Linked DNA regions of Mus musculus: regions 1, 2, 3 and 5 are each linked to region 4. A link is a loop called in an ENCODE intact Hi-C map of the cell type or tissue named here. Cell type or tissue: gastrocnemius. All regions are shown on one strand. Links, peaks and the distances in the headings refer to the core of each region. The heading gives the core; the rest is flanking DNA.

Region 1 (4,409 bases), core at 161-4,160, 250 kb after region 4:
ATGTTCCCCTCGGTCATGGTCATCCCCTCGGCCTGGGTCCTAGGAAACAACCCCTGCCCTGCCTGGGGCTCTTCTCTGCTAACACTTGCTGAATGTATCAAACCTTTATTCAGCTAATTGTGGGGCCAAGAGGCTCTCAGGAAGGAGTTTCATCCCTCCTTCCCTGACGCTGGAGCTGGGCTAACCCAGCACCCACAGGTGTCACCTTAACCATGCAGAGACTCAGCCCCGCCCTCACCTCTCAGCCCAGGGAAGAGTTATGGTTCCCTCAAAGACCTGGAGAGGCTTTTTTTGTGGATCACCCAGAAACTGCTGGTTACTGTAGATTCCTGAGAAATATGGGGTAGGGTGGGGACTATTAAAGAGTCAGGATGGAGATACGGTTTCGGGAGTCTCCAAGGTCCACAGGAGGATATGCTCTGTGGTATGTGGCTCAGTAGAGTTCAGGCCGGGCTGGAAATCCTGATTCTCTGCATCTTTTTGGTACATGTTTGTTGGTTGCAGCCTGGACAAGTCCACCATCCTGTCCTCCTCTCTGCTCCCTCCTGGCTTCTGGACCCAACTGGAAAAAAAAAAAAAAAAGCTAAGTTCCAGATGAGAACAATTTTTTTTCTTTAGCCTTCAGCATGCCTGCTTACTTTGCTCTATGGGGATCTTCTGGCTTGTTTTCTATCACTGTAATGAAATCCATGAGCCTGGATGTTTTGTTAAGAAAATAGGTCTATTTAGCTCACAGTTCTGGAGGCTTAAACTCCAAGATTTGGTAACTCCATCTATTTAGTCTCTGATGAGATACTTCCGACTCCATATCGCAGTAGATAGCATCCTAAGAGGGAGGAGAGAAAGGAGAGAGGGACCTCACAAGGCAAAATGGAGACTAGAGAGAGGGCAGATTTGCTTTTCAGTAATGACTCTCTCATAACCCCACAAGAATTGCTTTAATCCCTTCTCAGGACAGCACCCCAAATGGTCTAAATTCTTCCTACCTGATCTCCTCTTAACATCACCACATTGAAAACCAAGCTTCTAACCCGTAAGCGCAGTGAGGGAGGAGCGTCATACCCAACAACCCCTGGGCTACTCTTTTCTTGCTACACCCTCATCCTATCTCCTAGAGGCCAACCCTCTGGTGTTACTCTGCACGTCCAGAACTGCAGCTGACATCATGGCCTGGTCTTTCCTTTTCAGTCCTCCAGCCTGTAGGTGGCACTGTGGAGTTGGCAGGGTTCCCTGTCCCAGTTCATCACTACATTGCTCAGCCTGGATGTTTTTCACAGATCTAGCTTGAACCTCTCCTGCTGCAGTTTGAATCTGCTCTGTTCCCATGTCTCCCACAGCAGGGCGTTAGAAGAGCGTCTCAAATGGAATATGACTCCCTTGCTTTTCTCTGAGATTCAGAAACTTTAAATTATTTGCCTAAGGACACAGGGCTGTGTCACAGCTGGTGCCTGGGACCTAGATCCCCTCCCTCCCCGCACAGCCTGCCACCCCATCCAGAGACTGAGCCTATCCCAGGGAAAGGCGTGCTGTTTCCCATGACCTGAGCTCTCCATTCACCTCTCAGTTCTCGTATTAGCCGTTAGGTCCAAGAAGCCCCTGGAGATCCGGGAACCCAGTGTAGCTACCAGAACGGGAAAGGGTCCTGGCCTCTGCTTTCCTGCCAGACACCCTGCTGGACTGCACGGGCTCACCTGGGGTTAGAAATGGCACTGCCATCTCTTGGGGCAGCAGAAATTGGGCTTTTAGAGTCCAAAAGCAGCTCTTCCTTGTCAGAAAGACAAACCACACAGGTGTGTGCAGGGACTGGACCCCCAAGACCTAGCTTCTTGCCAGTGCTTAGCTTCTTCTTAGTGACATCTTCTTGGTGAGGGTCTTCAAATGCACCATGAGCGCAGCCTCAGTGACAGTCCACAGCTGGCATCATGGAACGGGGTGTCTCTGTCTCCAAGGAATCATAGGGCTGACAGCTTTGGTGAGCCTGGCCAGCTAGGCGGGAGCAGGCATCTGTTGTGGGAGAACAGTGCCATCTACCGGTGACTGGAGCAATAGCAGGAATCAGCCAGCTTGGCCAGAGAAGTGTCATCCTGAGTCCCTGGAGATGACTATTTAATTAACAGCGCACTGGCCTTTCCTGAATCACATGGGCTAACACAATCTCAGTGAGTTGGTCCTGAGCTCAGAGACCACAGCTGTTTTAAGAGACATCCAGCATCAAGCTGAGGACACATTTGAAGGAGACCCAGCAAGAGAGCCCATAGAAACCAGGCTGCTTACAGAAACAGTGCTCAGGTGTTGGGTGACCCCTCTACTGTGAGTCAATGACTCCATCATCTAGGACTTAGTGCAGTGCCATTTGTGTGCGCTCGTGTATGACTGTGCATATGTGTGTGAGCAGGTGTGCATATGTGTGTACAGGTGTGCATGCATGTGTGTGCACATAGGTGTGGAAGCCGGAGGACAAGCTCAGGTGTCATTCCTTAGGTGATATCCACTTTGGTTTTTTGAGACAGGGTCTCTCTCACTGGCCTGGAATTCTTAGGTAGTTTGGCTGGTTGACAGGCAAACCCCAAGGACAGACTTTTTCCCACCCCCCAGCACAGGGATTCCAACTGCACCGCCACACCAGGCTTGTTCACTTGAGTTCTGGAGACCAAACTCAGGTCCTGATGCAAGGCAAGCACTTTATTTGGCCTTTCTCCCTGTGCCTCAATGGGGACATTTTAACGTGTCCAAGGACAATGAAGGCATCTGGAAGCCAGAGACTACCCTCACCTTACTCTGGACCTGGTCTGTCCTGAGGGAAGCCTTTGCTGTCTCTGCCGACAGAGAAGCTGAGCAGTAGAAGAACCTCCAAAGGTCAGAACAGTTGGTTCCTAAGGTTATGTTGGAAGAGGACGGGGCCATGACCTAGAGTTATTTCTGCTGCTGTAGCCAACACTCTAATAAAAAGCAACTTAGGGGAGAAAGTCAATTCCAGGTTAGAGTTTATATCATCAGTGTGTACATCGTTGTGGAGAAGTCAAGGCAAGAACATCAAACTACTAGTCACTAGTAGTCACCATCCATAGGGTCAGAGCAAAGAAAAGGGTCTGGAGAGATGACACATTGGTTAAGTGCTCTGGCTGCTCTTCCAGGGGACCTGGGTTTAATTCCCAGAATCCACTTGAGCCTTATAACCATCTGTAAGCCCACTTCTAGGGGATCTGACACTCTCCCCTGGTCTCTCTGAGTACCTGGCAGGCACATAGTACACAGACACACATATAGGCAAAATGTGCATGCACGTAAAATAATTAACAATTTTTTTTAAAGAGCAGACAAAGCTGGTGTAATCTAGACCCCAGCCCCAGGTGACTTTGCAGGGAACTCAGGAACCAGCGTGACCTGTTGATCTGTCATCATATGCACATCAGCCTGGGAAGCGCTGGCAGTACCCTCTGCAGCTGGGAATGTGTCCTGCATTCCTAGAAGGCCTTTCTGCAGTCTGCAGAGCATCATAGTTGGAATCACAGTTCCAATGTGACACTTTAATGGCAGTGAGCCAAAGCAAGAAAGGTCATTAGGCAGGGATCTTTGTGTGTGTGTGTGGGGGGGTGGGTTCTTTGTTTTGTTTATCTATTGTGTACATGTGTGTGTTTTCATAAGCCATGTGTGTGCAAAAACTGATGGAGGCCAGAAGAGGGCACTAAATCCACTGGAACTGGAGTTATATAGGCAGCTATGATTTGCCATGTGGGTGCTGAGAATTGATCCTAAGCACACTGTAAGAGCAGTCAGTGCTTTTAACCACTGAGCTACCTTTCCAGCCCGTGTTCCAGCTTTCTTAATCCCTGTGTCTGCCTAAGAGGAGATGGCTAAGCCTACCTTGTCCCTTCCTCCTCCCAGTCCTAAGATGCGGCCCATGAACAGACCGTAGCTCTTCCTTTAATCACTGATGGTCAGCTCCAAGCACAAGCAGCTCATTCTCATTTCCGTCACACGGGAGCCCAGATGAAAATTCATACTCATGTTTCCTTTCTTCTTTCTACACTAGGTAATTAGCTCTTCATTACCATGGATAAGCAATTAATTAATGCTCTGCTAAGAATGATGGAGATCAGAATTTAAAATATGCTCAGTTTGTTTCTTTCCATTTTTCCAAAGAGAGGGGAGCAGGAACATGGTAAGAAAACAAAGGTGGAGGTTGTCCAAGTTAGGGTTTCAATTGCTGCGATGAAACACCAAGACCAGAAGCGACTTGGGGAGGAAAGGGTATATTTGGCTTAGCTTCCACATTACTGTTCATCACAGAGAGAAGTCAGGAGCTCAAACAGAGCATGAACTTGGAGGCAGGAGCTGATGCAGAGGCCATGGAAGGTGCTGTTTATTTGCTTGCTTCCTCTGACTTGCTCAGCCTGCTTTCTTATAGA
Region 2 (4,409 bases), core at 174-4,173, 190 kb after region 4:
CACAGCTGCCTGGGCTCCAAGCCAGAGGGAAGAGGAGAAGGCAGGGCCAGCAAGAAGTACTGTCTGGCGGCAGAACGTACAGCCTCATAGAAAGGCCCGCAACAGTAACTGCCTGCCTCAGTTCCTCCATCCTTGGCTAAGGAGACTTTCCGGAAGGTGGTGCTGGGGGTGGGGGTGGGAGTGGCCAAACAGGAACAGTAAATTTTACTCCCCTGCTGGTCAAAATACTACACCCCACCTCCAGTCTCAACCAGCTCAGACAGTGATTCATGGCACCTTCACCTTCATGCACACATTAACCCTCATCCTAAAACGACCCAGTGAAAGTTCCGGTTTTTCTTAAGAGTGGGTAAGCGCTCCGGCCCAAATAGGGTATGTAGACCCACCTGGACTGGGCAGGAATCTCTTAGCTACAAACCCCTTCCAACGGAGAAGCTAATGAGGAGGTGCGGGGCTACCCACCACCTCCTTCCACGACCTCAGTGCCCCCATTCCCCTGGTGGCTTGGCTTGGCTTTCCCCGAAGATGATTTTAAAATATACAGGTTCTGAGAGTACGCTGATCTCTACCGGCACCTATCTGTCTACACACCCATAACCAAAGGGAACCGTCGTGCTCTGCGGGCGGACCCCTCCCCCGCCCGGGAAGCCAGAGGCCTTCTGGTGTCGCGGGCTATTTCTGGGTGTGGAGGGGGAGGGGACCGGTAAGAAGGACAGGGAACTGGGGAGCTGGGGCCAGGAAGCGGATGAGCGAGTCTTTCCACCCGCGATCTCCCTGGCAAAAGGAACTAGTCCTTCTCAAACCTCCCCTCCCCTAGCCTGTGAACCGCGGGCCGCGACTTGGAACCCGCCAACTCATCCTCGGCGGTGCTCCCTGCGCCCTCCCTGGGTGGGGACTGTCCTGAGTCGACGAGGGGCAGGGTGAACAAGGTCCTGAAGAAGGTCGTGGAATTTGCACCCCGTCCGGGGGATGTCTGGGAGGGGTGCAGGTTCCTGGGATGGTTCCTGAAGCCGGGATGCGTCTCCCGGGAGAATGGGAGTCCCATCCTCGTCTGGGAGCCCCGGGGCGCTCACTCGGCATAGCCTGTGCTCCAGGGCAGGCGGCGGCCGGTGTCTGGGGGGCTTTGCACAGCCCGGCCTGCGTGGTCGTCGGCGCGCCGCAGCCCTCCGGGGCTCAGCTGCAGAAAGGTGGGTCGAGAGAAGCTCACAGTAGTCTCCGCGGTCTTCTGGGGCGCGCCGACCTGGTTCCCAGGCTTCTCCCGGGAACTCTTAGGTGTTTCTTGGGCGGCGGGAGGCGCTGAGGTAGCGTTGGGCAGATCTGGGGACTTGGAGCGCTGGGAAGAAGTGCCACCCGAGCTCACCAGGTGCGCCACGGCTGAGCGCACCCGGTTTAGCATGCTGCCTCCGTGCCCCGCCCTCGACCGTGGGCCCGCCCCCTGAGAGGCCCCGCCCCTAGGGTTCCAGGTGGGCGGTGCCCACTCCTGGTCCTTAACAAACTTCCCCAGGCTCCAGGCTACCCGGGAACTGCTCCACCCGCTCCTCGCCTCCGCATCCCTGCTTTGTCCCGCCTGAGTGTCAAAGGGGAAGGGTCTATTGTGGGAAAGAAGCGGAACGAAGGAAATATTTCAACCATGCTGTAGGTTAGACATCCGCTAGATTTAATCCGCTAGAATTTGCCCATTATGACGAGGGTGGGCGAGGCAGCCTCCTCGCGCTCGGTTGGGGGTGGGCCAGCCAGAATGGAGAATTATAGAGCTGATGACTTCAGAGCGAAACATCCTCTTGGGTGTGAAGGGTTTGGTGTGACAACACTTTGGGTTAGGGCTGCAGAGTCGAGAGCAGAGAGAACTGGTGCTAGTCGCGGTGCTAACCAGGCCAGGCAGCCTGAAGGCACTATTCTTCCTAAAGGTCACCTCCACGTTCGAAAGAACAATTGTCACTTCCATCCCACTTTCTCAGAACCGTACCTCCATATTTAGACGTCTGCTGGCCAGTTAGTAAGGTTAACGACATAGTAAATAAATATGATTATTGAGGGCTTGCTCCACACTGGGCCCTCTATAAGGCACGGTCTAGTTGTTAGATCACTATACAAAACGATGCAAGGTAAGCTACACCCATTTTACAGATGAAGTAGGAGTAGACAGTCTCCTGTTCTTTTATAGACTTGCCTAAGATTCACGCAGTCACTTAGAGATTCATACCCATGTCAGAACCTGCTACAGATACTGGCTTCTCTGGACTAGGAAAAAGGCCCAGAGGGGAGCGGGACTCCTAAATTTCCACCCTGAGGTTGCAAGCAGAAAAGCAATGCTGAGCAAGTTCTCTGGCTACCGCCAGGGGGAGACAAAGGCCAGGCCAAAAGCGTGTGTGGGTCGCAGGAAAGCCCACTACGATTCACACAGAGGGGCTGTTTTTCTCTGTCTTCTCTCTAGGGAAGGATTACTGACCCGATTCAGAAAGAATTCTGTCCTTATACTTGGGCTTAGAGAGTTGATCACTATCCACTCCTTCATCTATCCCCAACACACAGTTTAGCAGAAGTCAAGGCCCTTCCTTGAGGGAACCACGACTCCCTGTTCTTAGCTGAGACTCCACCTCAAGGCACCCAGCTATGTGCATCCTGTTCATATCCTGGGCTAACCTGTGCCGCCTTTCTCGACCACTTCTAAATAAAAATTACACAGTGGTCATTCAAAGTACAAACTTGCTGTAATTAGGTCTGTGTTTGGGGGTAGGGGAAGGGCAGGGCAGAGAAAAATGAAATCACCAGGGTAGAGGTGGGGAGGACTGATAAAATCAGACTCAAAGGCAGCCAGGGGCAAAGAACATGCATACTGCCACTATGAGTGTTTTCTTCCTGAGAAAAACTGAAGCCAACTGTCTGATAATGTCAGTGGGAAGCCAAAGACTGGAGAGAGAGAAAAAAAAAAGCTTTAGTTTTATTATTCAGTGTTTCTGGGTCAGTTTATCTATCACCTTTCGGCATCACCCAGCTTCTGGGCTCTTCACAGCATCCACAGTGTGACTGCAAAGATGGGCCACGCCACAGAACTGGGGTCTATTGACCCCTGGACTCCAGTATCAGATCATGGACAGGGATGCTAGCTGCTCCCCTGAACTCTGGAACCACTCTGGCTCCCATCTATAACCAAACTCTAGGGCTCTCGTGCATCTGAACCCCTCTCCTATTCCTAGACCATCAGACCTCTTCAGTCATTCCCGGCCCTCTCCCTGAGGCAGTACAGTGAGAGCAAGGAGGAAGAAGGCAGGAAAAGTTGGTGAGATGCTTACCCTGCTGGGAGCTGAATGACACTCCTCCATTACAGAGGAGAAGGGGGTGGGGCGGGAAGAGGGCATTCTCAGAACAAACATGGTGGCACACATCTATAATCTTAGGAGGCAGAGGTAGAGACAGGATGAGCACAAGTTGGTGGCTAGCCTGAGTACATAGTAAATTCCAGACTAGCCAAGGCTACATAATGAGACTTGGTCTTAAAGAGGTAGGGGGAATGGCTTAGCAGGCAAAAGTGCCAAGCCTGATAACCTGAATTCAATTCTCAGCACCCTGGAAAGAGAGATCCAGAGAGAGGGAGCGCCCCGTCCCGGGCTGTATGCTCAGGATCCAGAAGCAGGGTCCTTCTTTGTTTCCCCCACACTATTACGTTCCCAAACCTTCCTTACTCTAACAGGTACATACACCTCTGCTGGGAAGAGGCAGAGTCACAGCACACTTCTACCCTCAAGTGTTTAATGAGCCCAAAACATGAACCTGTCGTATTTTTGTTGTTGGGACTATTGACTGTCTTTCTGATGAAGATACTAGAAACCTCAGATTTGGTTTCCAAGGTGAGAGTCACACCCATTATCCACAGGGCCATTCATGCCTGGTGAAACCTTGCAGCCTGGTTCTCCACCCCGGTACTACCCTTGGTCCTCCCACGCAGGAGGGCAGCACTTCTGTGCTGGAAGTATATTTTTTTAAATATTTATTTATTTATTTTATGTATATGTGTACACTGCAGCTGTACAGATGGTTGTGAGCCATCGTGTGGTTGCTGAGCCATCTCTCCAGCCCGTTGAAAGTATTTACTATCCTTCCCGGGTGGCAGCCGGGAACCCCTGTGGTAAAACAAACAAACAAACAAACAAAACAAAACAAAGAAAAAAAAACCAAAAACTATGCAACTTGAGAATCTTCTAATACAGTGGTCTGCTTTTAGTGCCTGGGAAGCACCTTAAATAACACTTGATTGTACTAACAAAGAACTGGATTTTATACACACACACACACACACACACACACACACACCACCTCCTTTTCTCTTTCTTTCCTTTGAAGATGTGGTCTGGCTAAGTAGCCATTAGCAGGTCTGGAACCTTGTGTAAACCATACAGACCAAACTTCCT
Region 3 (4,409 bases), core at 100-4,099, 81 kb after region 4:
TAACACCTTGAGAAACCAAAAGGGGAAAGGAGGAATAGGCAGTTTAAATGTGCTTACTCAGTTGAGCTTCATGCTGAGGGCTCTGGTGCTGGCATTGCTGTGACCGTCTATAAATTATCTCTCCTGCCCTGAGTGCCTGTTTAAACAACCTTTCAGCATCTACAATGGTTGTTGCTTCTTCTTCGGCCAGTAGGACGTAGGCAGTGGCACAGCTATAAAGCAAGCAAGCAAGCAAGGCAACATTAAGGACGGGTGAAGCCCACTTTTCTCTTGCACAGGCCTCTGGCTATGGCATGCTTCCCTTATCCCTACCTATACTTTCCATCTTTGAGAAAAAAATAAAACATCACTCAGTATGTCAACTCACCAGTGGTGCACTAGTATATTCATTATAGCCAACTCCACAATGTTTTATCCACTCTTTATTTTCTGTCCTTTTTATTTCTATCTCTGCTCTCTGACCCTCTGCTTTGATTTTGTGGAAGAGGGAGAAAAAGATACCCAAAAAGTTGCTTTAAAAAATAGTTGTAAGAACCACACCCCCACGGGTCACACTTGCTCTAAGCTACTGCCTGCTCTGTAATGTCCGTCTCACAGTAGCATCTATGGGAGTGCAGACTGGGAAGACTCCCTGGGCTAAGTAGAGACCCTTTGTATGTGATCAGAAACAGTCCTACACTTCTCTACCCAAGTGCTGTCTGCGGTCTCTCACAGGCTTACCCACACAAGTCTGTATTCCAGGCCTCCCTCTCATACACCAACACTCAACCACACACCCATGTTTACCCCAAGCTTCCTTCTCTTCACCCTGCTAAAAACACAGAGATTTTTGTTTGTATCTTTAAAGTCAACAGCTGGCCAATAAAATAAACTGATTCTTGGCTTTGTTTAAGAAAGAAAACAAAAAGTTTCCCTTCCATTCAGATAAATCACCAGAACATTTGGTTTGAAGATGATGTATTCGTCCTGCTTGTCCAAGCCTGCCCAGTCCAGCATTTAAGTCAGTAGCCATAAGCAGTGACTGAACACTTGAAATGTGGTTAACCTAAACTGATATGGCATGCTAGAACATATCAAACTTAAAAGACCGAGAAAAATCTAAAATACCTCATCATTTTATATTTTGACTATTAATAATAAAACACTCAAACTAATTTCCTTTTTAACTTTTTAAATATGGCTACTGGAAATCTAAAAAGCTACATATATAGTTCACACATTCCAATTAATCAGAGATTATTGACAAAAAATGTAAGGGAATGCACAAAATTTAGTGATTGGAGTAGCTATCATCACATCTATAATCCCAATATTCAGAACCCTGAGGCAGGAGGCCCTTGAGTTTGTGGACAGCTTTGACTATACAGGAGTACCATGTACTTTGCGCTCTATGACAAGATACTGTCTATTACTGATTAACAATAATAACAATTTAGCCATTCCCTCAGTTAGGGTCAAGAAGGCCTTTCAGATATGAAAATGTAAACTGCACTACTGAGACATTTTTCAGATAGCATTTTAAATTGATATATATAATAATTTTATTAATCAACACATTTCTCCAATGTATTACATTAGATTTTTATAAAACATTAGATACACTATTGGTTTAAACACTTTTTTATTTGCCATACCCAAAACAATTTCAAATTTTTGTTGTTGTTCGCAACAGAATTACACTATGCAGCCCAGGCTAGCCTTGAACTCTCGTTCTCCTGATTCAGCTTTCTAAGTGCTGGTGATTACAGATTTACGTCACAACACCTATCATCAAATATGTGTATAAACACTTTTAAATAAGCAGGAAAGAAATATTTTTGTAAGGCTGGGGATATAGCACAGTGGTAGAGCACTTGCCTAGCACGCTTGAGGCCCTGGGTTCGATCCCAGCACTGCAAAACAAAACAAAACACCACTTTTGTAAAGACCTTGATAGATAAAATTGATGAAATAGAATCTTAAATATCAACATAATTTATTACTTTGTTTTGTGGTGCTGGGAATAAAACTCAGGAACTCACATGGTAGGCAATGCCTATCATTAAGATACATCCTCAACTCCTAACATAACAAGCCAGTTCTGGGTACAGGCCTATAATCCTGGGCAGATCAGTAAGATTCTGTCTCAGAAAGTGGGGAAAAAAGGGCTGAAAAAGTAGCTCGAGGCTAGAGCACTTGTCTGGCATGTGCAAGGACCTGGGTTCTACCCCCAGTACCACCAAAAACCACAACAAATTACATTATATGTTCCTTGGCAATTCTGCCTTATATTCTTGAATAAGGATGTTATTACAAAAAATTAGTCCTATACATACCTAATGACTTTCTTTTATCATAAACTGGGGTCAAATTTACACATCAGTGTAAATTTTTATGTTTTTCATGTACGTATTTTGTATTTGTTTATTATGTGTGCCTATGTGTACACCACAGCACACATGTAGAGGTCAGGGGACAACTTGTAGGATTTGGCTTCCTCTTTCCACCACGTGGTTTCTGGGAATTGTACCTTTACCAGAGGAGCCATCTTGTATACCCATCAGTGTAATACATTTTCAATTGGAGAATTCAGAAACGTTTAATATATTCTCAAGGTCCTGCAACTGTAGCTGGTACATGAAGCATGTTTGCCATCCCCAAAAGTGCCATAGTTATTTAGCAATTCTACTGTCTCTCATGGCTCCCCACCGACAGTCACACATCACCTCTCTAATAGAGTCCTTTAGTGCAAAGAGGCTTTTGTGGTAATGAGACATGGTTTACCATATTGCTTGTGTCTTTATTGTCTTGTCTGTTAACCATCAGAAAATCTGGGGGCATAAGACTGCCCCATCTTTTCTCTCCTGTCCTCCCTGCCCCACTCTCTCCCCTTCTCTTCTCTTTGTCCCACACTCTTTTTCAGAGAAAGAGCTCTACCACCAACATACATCCCTAACCCACCCCATGTTCTCTTACAGGTGTTTATAGTCTAGTTAATTTTTAGTTGATTGATATGCATACGTGAGGGAGCGGGGTACAATTTCCAACCTGTAGATGTCATTATCCAATTGTTTCAGTATCTTTTACTAAAATCATCTTTTCCTCCACTGAACTGCTTTGGCATCTCCATCAAAAATCCACTGAGAGCCCACAGACATGAGCTTATGTACAGATTCCCAGTTGGAATCCATCAGGCTAGTTGTCTAACCTTATGGTTTAGCCATCTAGTTTTGTAGTAAGTTTAAAATTGGAAAACTTGAGTCTTCTAATATTGCTCTAGGATTGTTTTTGGCTGCTTAGAGTCCCTTGCTATAGCACACAAATGATAAGACCAGCTTGCCCATTTCTGCAAAATTGGTAACTACAATTTTAATTATTTTTTTAATGTATGAGTGTTTTGCCTGCATGTATGTCTTAAGTACTACATGCATGCAATCCCCATGGACACCAATAGAGGGTATTGGAGCCCCAGAAAGTGGCATCAGATAATTGTGAGCTGCCATGTGAGTGCTGAGAACCAAACCAGGGTCCTCTGGAAAAACAGCCAGTACTTTTAACCACTGAATCATATGTCTAGAACCAGGAATTGTAATTTTAACAGGGGTTACATTAAATATGTAGACTGATTTAGGGGAGCACTGACATTTAAGTCAATGATATTTAATTTGTATAATACATGAACAGAAGATTCCTTCCCACTTGTTTAGGTCTTGCTATTTTAACCATTTGAACAATGTTTTGTGGGTTTTCAAAGTTTTTAAAGATTACTTTGAGTGTGTAAGTGTGGGCACACATATGCCATCACGTGTGTTCGGAAGTGAGGAGGTGACTGCTGGAAGTCAGCTCGCTCCTTCCTAGGTTCTGGGGTCGAGCTCAGGTCAGCAGGCCTTTCTCTCCAGCTGCTTTTCTAGTTATCAGTGTGCAAGTCGTACACTTTTTAGCTAAAGTTACTCCTATGTACTGTCATATACTTCCTGCCACTGTAAATGGGGCTGTGTTATCACAACTATTTAGAATGAAGCTAACTTTTTATTCATACATTTTAAACCTAATTTATAAGCATGGATAGGTGTCTAGCTGTGTGAATTCCTTACAGTTTTCTAGACATATGATCACATCACCTATGAAGAGACAATTTACTTCTTCCTTTCAAAAGCAGACACATTTTTTTCCTTTCTTGCTCACCTGCCTGTGTTAGGATTTCTAATAACATGTTACACAGAAGTAGTGAACGCAGGATCATATGCTTTGAAGTCTATTGAGAAAAAAAGTTCAGAATTTTTTGTAGACATTTCCATGAATACTTTTTCTATTTTTGTTCTACTGTTTCTTTGAATGCTGGTTTTTGCTGTTTTGTTTGGGATCAGGGTCTGGCTGTACCCCAGGCTAACTCAGAGCTCAATAACAGCCTCCTGATTGCTGAGATTACA
Region 4 (4,409 bases), core at 245-4,244:
ATGATCTCTCCCTGTACCTCTTTCTCATGGTTCCAAATTCCATCCTCCTGAGGGATCTGATTCTCCCCTTCTCCCTTCTCCTTCCTCTGGTTGGCGGAAGTCCCGCCCTATTCTCTATTCTTCCCAGCTATTGGGTGATCAGCAATTATTGACAAAGCAGAGAATAAATGGTAAGAACTGTTTACACAAACTTGAGACAGGAAATTCTTGGTATAAGCATTACAATGCTGAGTCTGGATTGAAACCAGATATGAGGTCAGAGAAATCAGCATTTGAATAATGCAAAGATAAAATTTATACAATGTACAAAAACATTATGCCTACACAAATGTGTCATTTAACCCAGGCTGGACTAAGTATCTTTATGTAGCTGAGGATGACCTTGAATTCCTGACCCTTCTGCCTTTACCTCCCAAGTGCTAGGACTATACCACCAAGCCAGGTTTAATTTTATTTTTTATTTTTTATTTTTTGGTTTTATGAGACAGGATCTCTCTGCAACACCCTCAAATTCACTTTATAGACCAGTCTGGCCTTGAACTTACAGAATTCCACCTGTCACAGAACTCCACCTGTCTCTCCCTTCAGAGCATGAATTAAAAGCATGCACTACCACACTCAGCTTCAAGCCAGATGTTATTGTTAGTTTTGTTTCTATCTATCTATCTATCTATCTATCTATCTATCTATCTATCTACCTACCTACCTATCATTTGTCTATCTATCCAGAGTGTGTGTGTGTCCCTGTGCCATGATATACATGTGGCAGTCAAAGGACAACTTTTGAGAGTCACTTTCTTCTACCATATGGCTTGGTAGTAGACATCTTTGCCTGCTGAGCAATCTCACCAACTTGCTCATTTCAAATAAATAAATAGATTTCTTCTATTTCCTCCTAATGTCCTCATTATTTTTTAGGCTCCATTCTGGAAATACTATCCCTAGCATATTACAAAAAGAAACAAATAAGGAAATTATTTTCAGCAGGATGTAATGATGCATATCAATAACCCCAGCCTGTGGTGGACTGAGGTGGAAGGGTTGAGAGTTCAAGGCCAGCCTGGATTGCACAGCAAGAACCTGTCTCGAAAATAAATAAATAAATAGATAGATAGATAGATAGATAGATAGATAGATAGATAGATAGATAAATTCCTCGGATGGATTTGTCCGATATTTTTCTCCTGGTTTCTCATGACACTGGGATTACAAAAAGGGGTCCCAGAGGAAGGAATCCTGACCCTATCATTCCCGTGGTTTTGCCTTTTGTCAGAAATGCAGTCGGAGCCACAGCTTCTCAGGTCCACTTCTCTCTGCTAGTGATATACAGGGGAAGCTCCTCCAGGCCTCATAGCTCATTTTATCACTAAAAACATTCCATTCTCTGTATGCACAGCTCACGTCTCCATTCATCTCTGAAGGGCATGTCAGTTGCTCCCCCATCCTGACAGTTATGGAGAGAGTAGCTATCAGCCTCTGTGTGCAGGATTTTATGTGGCCATCCCAGTGAATGGGTGCAATTATTTCGTTACGCGGTAAGAGTATATAGCATTTCCTATGACATCCCTGAGCTGCCTTCCCAACTCACTGGGCCATTTTACCATTTCTCTAGCAACAAATGTGGTCCTGTTGCTCTGTAGCAACAAGAGACTTAAGTGTTATTTTTGTCATTGGGGCAAAAACTATTGCCCTGACTCCAATAATGTTGAGCCTGATGCCCCGGCTAAAGTATTTGTCAGGTTTCTCCCATGGTAAATTCCATTTCCCTTCCCCACACCATAGCTGTGTTGTGTGTGTTAGGAAGATGTCAGAATGTGCAGCGCACACTTAAGGATTAGAATCATACTTCGTGTCGCTGAGTGTGCAGTGTCTACATAAGTTTCTTGGAAGTCTTCCTACATGGGAGACTTGTCCTTTCCCCATTTATTTATTTGTTCAGTTGTTTATTTATATTAGTTCAGACTCGTGGATATTTGTTTTATTCTTTGGATTACTATCAAGAAATGTTTTTATGTTGTTGCTCATGGCCTCCTCGGCTGGCCATCAGGGACTTTATCAGTTGGTCCCTGTGTTTCTGTTACTCCAGTGACCGTGAGTGACAGTAATTCACCTAAACAAAAGAAGCCCTCTGGAGGAACCTCGGTAATATTTGTGTTTCTAAGATCAAAAAGTCTGAGGACGTCCAGGGATTCCTTACCCATGCTGGTTTCAGGTACGTTTGGTTCTAGGCGCTGCGGTCCTGGTGGAATCCCTGAACGTCACACTCTTCCACTCTTGGAAATATCTCCCTTCTCTGTGTCCAGACCTATCTGAAACCCAGGGATCCCCAAAATGAAACTCGGCCCTCTGTCTTTCCAGAAAACGCCACGGCGGGGCGCCCTGCGCACGGGGTGCATTCCAGCCGGCCGCGAGCGTTGCAAAGGACTGGGCGTCTGGGCTCGCTCAGTCGGGTCCCCGCGGAGCCCCGGCCTCGCCCGACCCCGGCGACCTGCCTCACCCCTGGGTCTGCGGCGTCTCTCTGGGCCACGTCCGTGCGTTGTGACGCCTAGAACAGAGGGATGGCGGCGAGAGTGGTCCGCGGGCTCCACTCCCCTGGACGCCCTCCCGCCCTCCGCCGACCATTCCCACAGAGAGCAACCGGGCCTTCCCGGCCCAGACGCCGCCCTTCTCTCGCTTTCCTCGGTCCGGCTTTCTCGGCAGGGCAGACCCTTAGCCAGCGAACTAAAAGCCAGCGATAAACAGCTGCAGCTGGAGACCTGGCTAATTGATACAATAAGTTCTGTAATTGCCTCGAAAATAAGGTAATGATTTGGCAGAGGGAATGCTTTGATCTTATCAGCCCAGAGAGATCTCTCCAAGGAAAATTCAGGGACTTGGTTGGAGGCTTCCAATTTGAAGTGCAATGCCGAGGGCCAGCCTGATCCCCACCCCACCCCTCCCCCACGTTCCCTATGTCCTTCTGCAAGTTCTGGGCTTTTCAAGAAGGGATTGCCAAGTCCTAAAATGACCGAAAAGTACACACAATTAGGCCGTGAGATATGCGTTGAAGAGGGGTAGATTCTGGACTGTTCGGGAACAGGGGAATAGCTGAAATGCATAATCCAGTTCTGGAAAGCCTGCAGAAGAGACTGGAATGGAGGTGGGAGGCAAGCTTGGCTCAAACCTCAGCCTTTTTTTTTTTTTTTTTTTTTAAACACAGGGAGGCTTGCTGACTTGGCCTTTACTCGAAGGAGGGGGTCCAGAGGAGAGAACCTTGTGTGCCCTGCCTTTCCAAGAACACACACACACACACACACACACACACACACACACACACATACACACACACAAATACGCACACACACACACACACACACACACACACACACACACACACACACGGCACTGTGGGTGTCCTTGCCTGGCAGAGGCTCCAGCACAAAGAGGATTAGAGAGATGAGCTAATCTGGTTTGTATCCCAGACATGGCCCCAGAAAGGGACCCTGTCTACACTGATGTTTAAGGGAGTGGAGTAGTGACGAATCTTGCTTTGAGGGCCTTGCTGGCTGACACTAACAGGGACTCTCCCCATTGGCGTCCTTAAGACGCTCGAGTCCAGGCTTCAGGGTCAAATTTAGAAGCAGAGGCAGAGGCCTTGGGCATAACAGGATGGCGTATGCTAAAGGAAGAAGAGATAAAGACAGAGGACGTTCCACAGCAGAAAGTTGCTCTCCATCCTCTCCATCTACTCTAGTCCCAGTGTGGGGAAACTGAGGCCCAACGTGGGGAAGTGACTTACAGTATTGTAAATAGTGCCTAAGTTCTGCATTGAGTTGAAGGTAGGAAGCATTTTGTTTTTAAATCTTTTCTGGCCCTTGTACTGCAGGAGCTGAGGGTAGAATAAAGTCATGCACCAGAGAACGTATAGAGGCAGGTCCTGGAGAGAGTCAGAAAGCCAGACACCGAGAAACAGATGGAGACGAGAGAGAAAAGAAAGAAGAACATGGGTCACAACTGTGCATCCCTCTCTCTCCCTTTCTCCCTCTGTCTCTGTCTCTGTCTGTCTGTCTGTCTGTCTGTCTGTCTGTCTCTCCCCTCTCTCTGAAGAGAAGGGGGCAAGGGAGAGACCGACAGAGGAATAGGGAGACAGAGACAGACAGAAGGCCAACCAGGAGATAGCCAAGTGGCAGAACTGAGAAAGAGGGGCAGACAAATATCTAGACAGAAATAAAAGCCAGACCAGTGAGACCAGGAAACAAAGCTAGAAAGCGGGCTAGGGCTAGACACGGAATCACAAGCTTGAGAGAATGGTACCCCAGAGAGGAGATGGGGAGAAAGCCTGAGAGCTGAGGAAGGTCATGTGAGAGGGGGTGACAGTGGGTCTGCGGATTTGGGCTCACTGGGAGCAATCTAACATCCGGATCAGCCTG
Region 5 (4,409 bases), core at 257-4,256, 99 kb after region 4:
TAGTGTTGGGAATTGAACGAGGCCTTGTGCATGCTAGATACTTCTGGAGAGTGCAAGGTGAGTTAGGAGAAGTGAGTGAATGTTTTCCTAGTGACTAAAGGGTAAATATGATGGCTAAAACCAGAATAAGCACCTTGGGCCACAGGTTAAAAACTGCCCACTGGCTGGGCATTGTGGTGCACTCCTCTAATCTCAACACTCTGGAGGCAGAAGCAGAAGGATCTCTCTGAGTCTGAGACCAGTTTAGAATACAGGGAGAATGCCAGGTCAGTCAGGGCTATATAATGAAACTCTCTATAAATAAACAAACAATTGAGTCTGGGATAACAGGCTACATAGAAGGGGTCTGAGACTTTGAGGATATCTGTGCTCTACACCAGCCATGGCTTACTTGCATTTACAGGAAGGAAGGTTATCTCTGTGTCTTATCCTATTTGAACTACAATGACAAGAACAACAGAGATGTATTTCTTATTGTTTTAGAGGCTGGAAAAATCCACGTTCAAGGAGCTAGCAGTTTTAATGCCTAGTTTGTAAATGGCACTTTCTTATTATTTCCTCATAAAGTGACAAGAATAAATAGCTCTCTGGAGTATCTTTCCTTAGGACATTAATTCTATCCATGAGGGTTCTACCTTTATAATCTGATCACCTCCCTAAGCCCCTATATCCTACTATCATTACATGTGATGGGGGCATAAACACACAAACTGCTTTATTGTTTTGAGACTGATTTTTGTATCCTCTGTAATGAAATCAATCTATACCACTCTGGAAATACCAAAAACAAAAACAAAAAACCAAACACCTGATAGATGGTGGTGTCTGAGGGTTTCACTTTCTCTGCTGTTGGCAGGAGAGCCCGGCTCTGAAATGCTACTCTCTGTTCCTCCCATCAGTGGCCGCAAATGGCTTATGGACACTTGTTCAATAAAAGATGTACCATGCTTATGGAAGTACCACCATTCAAATATCTGTAATAAAGAGAAACAATTTTTCACTTAAAATGCAATTCATAAATACAAATTGAAGAGGTGTTCTTATTCAGTTCAGCACTTTACATGCACAATCTGCTCTTGGGTGGGTGAGGGAATGAGCAGAAGAAAACCCCCAAACCCAAGATTCCCTAAATACAGATGCCATGTAAAAGTGAAATACCCTTCTTACAGATTTGTCATGAGGTTTAGGCAAGCTTAGGCTACACTCTACACATGCTGAAAGGCATTAAAGAATACTAAGAGTGAGTCAGATGTGATAACACCTGCCTCTAGTCTCGACTCTTAGCACACTGAGGCAGGAGGATCATAAATTCCAGGCCAGCACAAGCTACAAAGTGGGAAGTGTCAATAAAGAAGGAAGAGTATCTAATCTATAGCAGACCTTTTCCCCCTCTCATTGTCATTTGATTCTATCTGCAGCACAATTCAAAACTAAAGCAAGTACTATTAAACTAGGATCAAGCTTCCAAGCTTCACACCAGATCCCCTATTTATTAACTGTACTGGGCAAGCCAATTAACCTCTAATATCTCAGAGCCTCAGTTCCCTTACCTAGTAAACTGAACTAATAAGAATCCTAATAAGAATCCTTCCTGAACCAAAGCACTGGTCTATATTCAGCAATGCTATTAACATCGCTGAGACAAGTTCTTCCCCAGGTTGAACTATCTGAACATCAGATATTTGTTTTATTGTATTTCTGTGGCTTACTTATAAACACAAACTAAACTCTCTGTATTTTGAAACTTTATCTCAACGACTAGAAAAGGCCAAAGACCCGGGTAGTGGTGGTGGTTGCCCACGCCTTTAACCCTAGTACTCAAGAGGCAAAGGCAGGTGGATCTCTGAGTTCAAGGCCAGCCTGGTCTACATAGTGAGTTCCAGGACAACCAAAGCTACACAGAAAAACTCTGTCTCAAAAAATCAAAAGAAAACAAAACAAAAAAATCACAAACAAAAAATAAAAATGTCAAAGAAATATTGCAATTTCTACTAAAGCTGTACAGCACCACCTACAGATGAGAAAAAAGAACAGGAAAAAAATGGCATGATAAATATTTAATACTATTATCTGTAGAGGAATTTTCTCAAAGTATACAATAAGAAACACTAGAACCTAGAGATGTTAATGAAGAACATATTTTTAAAATATTTTTTAAATGGAAAGCAGTATTGAAGGAAAAATTGAGTTAAAGTCAAATGTGGTCCTTCATTGTGTGACTTCACAGAATAACAGCCAACAGTCAGTAAGTGTTCCCTGAACCTTCACATTACAAACTTCTACATGTATTATCTCATTTAGGTTCCTCCAGTCCTGTGAAATGAGTACTATTATCTTCCCATAACAGATATGCAGGATATTTACTTCATTGTATTTACAGAAATACAAAATACTCATAAACACAAACTAAAAGCTCTGCGTTTTGAAACACTTGGGGCTTAGAATGAGTGAATGCTAAGTCCCAGACATAAGTTACAGTCTGCCCAGTGCTGTCAAAATTAAAATGTTGCAAGATTATATATAAAACCTGTATATTCAGGGGCTGGAGATGTAAGTCAGTTGTTAGGTGCTTACCTAGTATACACAGGTCCTAAGTTCCAGTCTCAGCACTGCATAAACTGGACATGATGGGGGAATACTTATATAGCAAAGGAAGAGGGCCAGGCAGTCAAGGCCACCTGGACTACAGAATAAGTTCAAGCCAACTAGCTTACAAGAGATCCTGTTTATAAAGTAATAAATTCTGTACATTCAGATTCTCTTGAAACCATTTGAAAAGTGGAAAAATTTGATAACAGTAGTTATAGAATAACCCATGACATTAATTTCCACGTGAAGGACTGATGTTTACATACTTGTGCATGTGTAATGCACATGTGTGTGAAGGTCACGGGTCTCTTCAGTCACTAAACCTGGAACTCATTTGTTTGGCTGGTCTAGCTGGCCAGCGAGTTCCAGCTCCCAGAGCTGGAATGCCAGGCGTGCAAGCATTCCTCACCTTTACCTGAGTGCTGGAGACCTGAAGGCAGGCCTTCATGTTTACAGGGCAAGCATTTTACTGACTACGCGTCATCTCCCCCCCCCCCCGCACCCCCCCCTCCCCGGCCTCATTCATTTTGAAATAATAACGTAGGTGCTTTGATCATTAAACTTCTAATCCATCTCAACCAACCCTCCCTCCCTGATTCCAGTATGCAGGGTATTTTGGTTTTTGTTTTTAATTATTACACTTATGTGTTTATGAGTGTGCAGGCACACAAGAGTAGTGATCAGAGGACTTGCAGGAGTTGGTTCTCTCTTCCCACCATGTGTCAAGTCATCAGTCAGCCTTGGCAGCAAGCACCTTCACCTGAGCCGTCTACCATTCTGTATACAAGTTTTCAATATGTAGTAAATGAAGTCGGGCATGGTAACTCACCCCTGTAATCCTAGCACTCAGAGGTAGAGGCAGGAGAACCACCTTGGGTTCAAGGCCAGGTTAGACTACATAATGAGACCCTATCTCAAAAAGAAACCTAACATGTAATAAATACTACCACTCGCTCTAAAAGATGACAAGGAAACATGGTATTTCTCAAACTTGTTTCTAAGTAACTTTTTCCCACTATCAAACACATTTTGGAAATCCTAACAAATACTTATAGATTTGTAAATATATAAACAATTTTTAAATGAGTATCAAAATAGAGGTGAAGAAAATAGAAACTACTTACAAATATTAGTCCAGATATCAAAGAAGATGTCCCTGTAAGTGCCACATAGAACTTGGGTGTCAGTGAACTTAAAAACCCTGTCACTGTTAAAAGAGAAAACATTAAAGTTTTTACAAAGTACAAATTTTAAGTCCATTGCAATCATGCAAGTATGTTTCAGCAGATGGAGGTAAGCAGTAAAGAAGCCTGGGCTCTGATGAGGCTATGTTCAAATAAGCCTATAGACTAAAAATACTGCAGGTAAAAAATGTAAGCTACATCACTAACCTTCCAGCTGCCATTACTTAGCAACACAATGTCCTGGATAGCACTGCTTGTCTACTCTCCACTTTGTATGAATGCAAGTGGGAAGCACTGGCTTACTGTTGCTGCCCAGTACCATAGAGATCATAATGCTAGCTTGGGAAAAGATCAAAATCCAAAAGTTCTATGGAATGCAGACAGCTTTCCCACTATTGCAAAGCTCAAAAATTCTAAGCTGACTGCCCTAAGTCAGTAACTGTCAACATTAATACCTAAAGTGAAATTAATTTGAAAAAGTTCTTAAAACAAAAGTGGGGGCTGGCAAGATGGCTCAGGGGTTAAGAGCATTGACTGCTCTTCCTAAGGTCCTGAGTTCAAATCCTAGCAACCACATGGTGACTCACAACCACCCATAATGAGATTTGACGCCCTCTTCTGGTGTATCAGAAGACA

The links. A loop is a pair of places that touch in the nucleus more often than their neighbours do. Peaks named below come from ENCODE experiments on the same cell type or tissue, not always from the same donor. Only the 100,000 strongest peaks of a DNase experiment are listed, where the experiment ranks them.
Region 1: a loop joins it to region 4, with 7 times the contacts of the local background. A loop is called at or near these places in 15 of 42 quality-filtered maps.
Region 2: a loop joins it to region 4, with 2.3 times the contacts of the local background. A loop is called at or near these places in 28 of 42 quality-filtered maps.
Region 3: a loop joins it to region 4, with 2.1 times the contacts of the local background. A loop is called at or near these places in 12 of 42 quality-filtered maps.
Region 5: a loop joins it to region 4, with 2.5 times the contacts of the local background. A loop is called at or near these places in 16 of 42 quality-filtered maps.

Annotation. Positions count from the first base shown.
Region 1 is chr3:104,711,969-104,716,377 of GRCm38, reverse strand. No RefSeq gene overlaps it. Among named protein-coding and RNA genes, the nearest start is that of Gm34548, 34 kb to the right of the region's middle. In gastrocnemius, for the core only: CTCF peaks have their summits at 1,223 (motif pointing right) and 2,035 (motif pointing left); DNase peaks (open chromatin) are centred at 1,223 and 2,014; H3K4me3 peaks cover 713 bases.
Region 2 is chr3:104,778,074-104,782,482 of GRCm38, reverse strand. Ppm1j (protein phosphatase 1J) reads right to left here and starts at 1,427. Exons shown (of 10, transcript NM_027982.2): 1 at 1,074-1,427. The coding sequence starts at 1,396. It also overlaps a transcript of Tafa3 not described here. In gastrocnemius, for the core only: CTCF peaks have their summits at 350, 553 and 2,329 (motif pointing right); DNase peaks (open chromatin) are centred at 822, 1,066, 1,415 and 2,341; H3K4me3 peaks cover 1,892 bases; H3K27ac peaks cover 1,646 bases.
Region 3 is chr3:104,885,089-104,889,497 of GRCm38, reverse strand. St7l (suppression of tumorigenicity 7-like) reads right to left here. Exons shown (of 14, transcript NM_153091.3): 7 at 58-212. Among named protein-coding and RNA genes, the nearest start is that of St7l, 23 kb to the right of the region's middle. In gastrocnemius, for the core only: no CTCF peak of the experiment used is centred there; no DNase peak of the experiment used is centred there.
Region 4 is chr3:104,966,137-104,970,545 of GRCm38, reverse strand. No RefSeq gene overlaps it. Among named protein-coding and RNA genes, the nearest start is that of Wnt2b, 6.6 kb to the right of the region's middle. In gastrocnemius, for the core only: a CTCF peak has its summit at 2,364; a DNase peak (open chromatin) is centred at 2,411; H3K4me3 peaks cover 1,228 bases; H3K27ac peaks cover 1,281 bases.
Region 5 is chr3:104,867,411-104,871,819 of GRCm38, reverse strand. It overlaps St7l (suppression of tumorigenicity 7-like), which reads right to left. Exons shown (of 14, transcript NM_153091.3): 2 at 3,714-3,796; 3 at 809-974. Among named protein-coding and RNA genes, the nearest start is that of St7l, 5.1 kb to the right of the region's middle. In gastrocnemius, for the core only: a CTCF peak has its summit at 2,021; no DNase peak of the experiment used is centred there.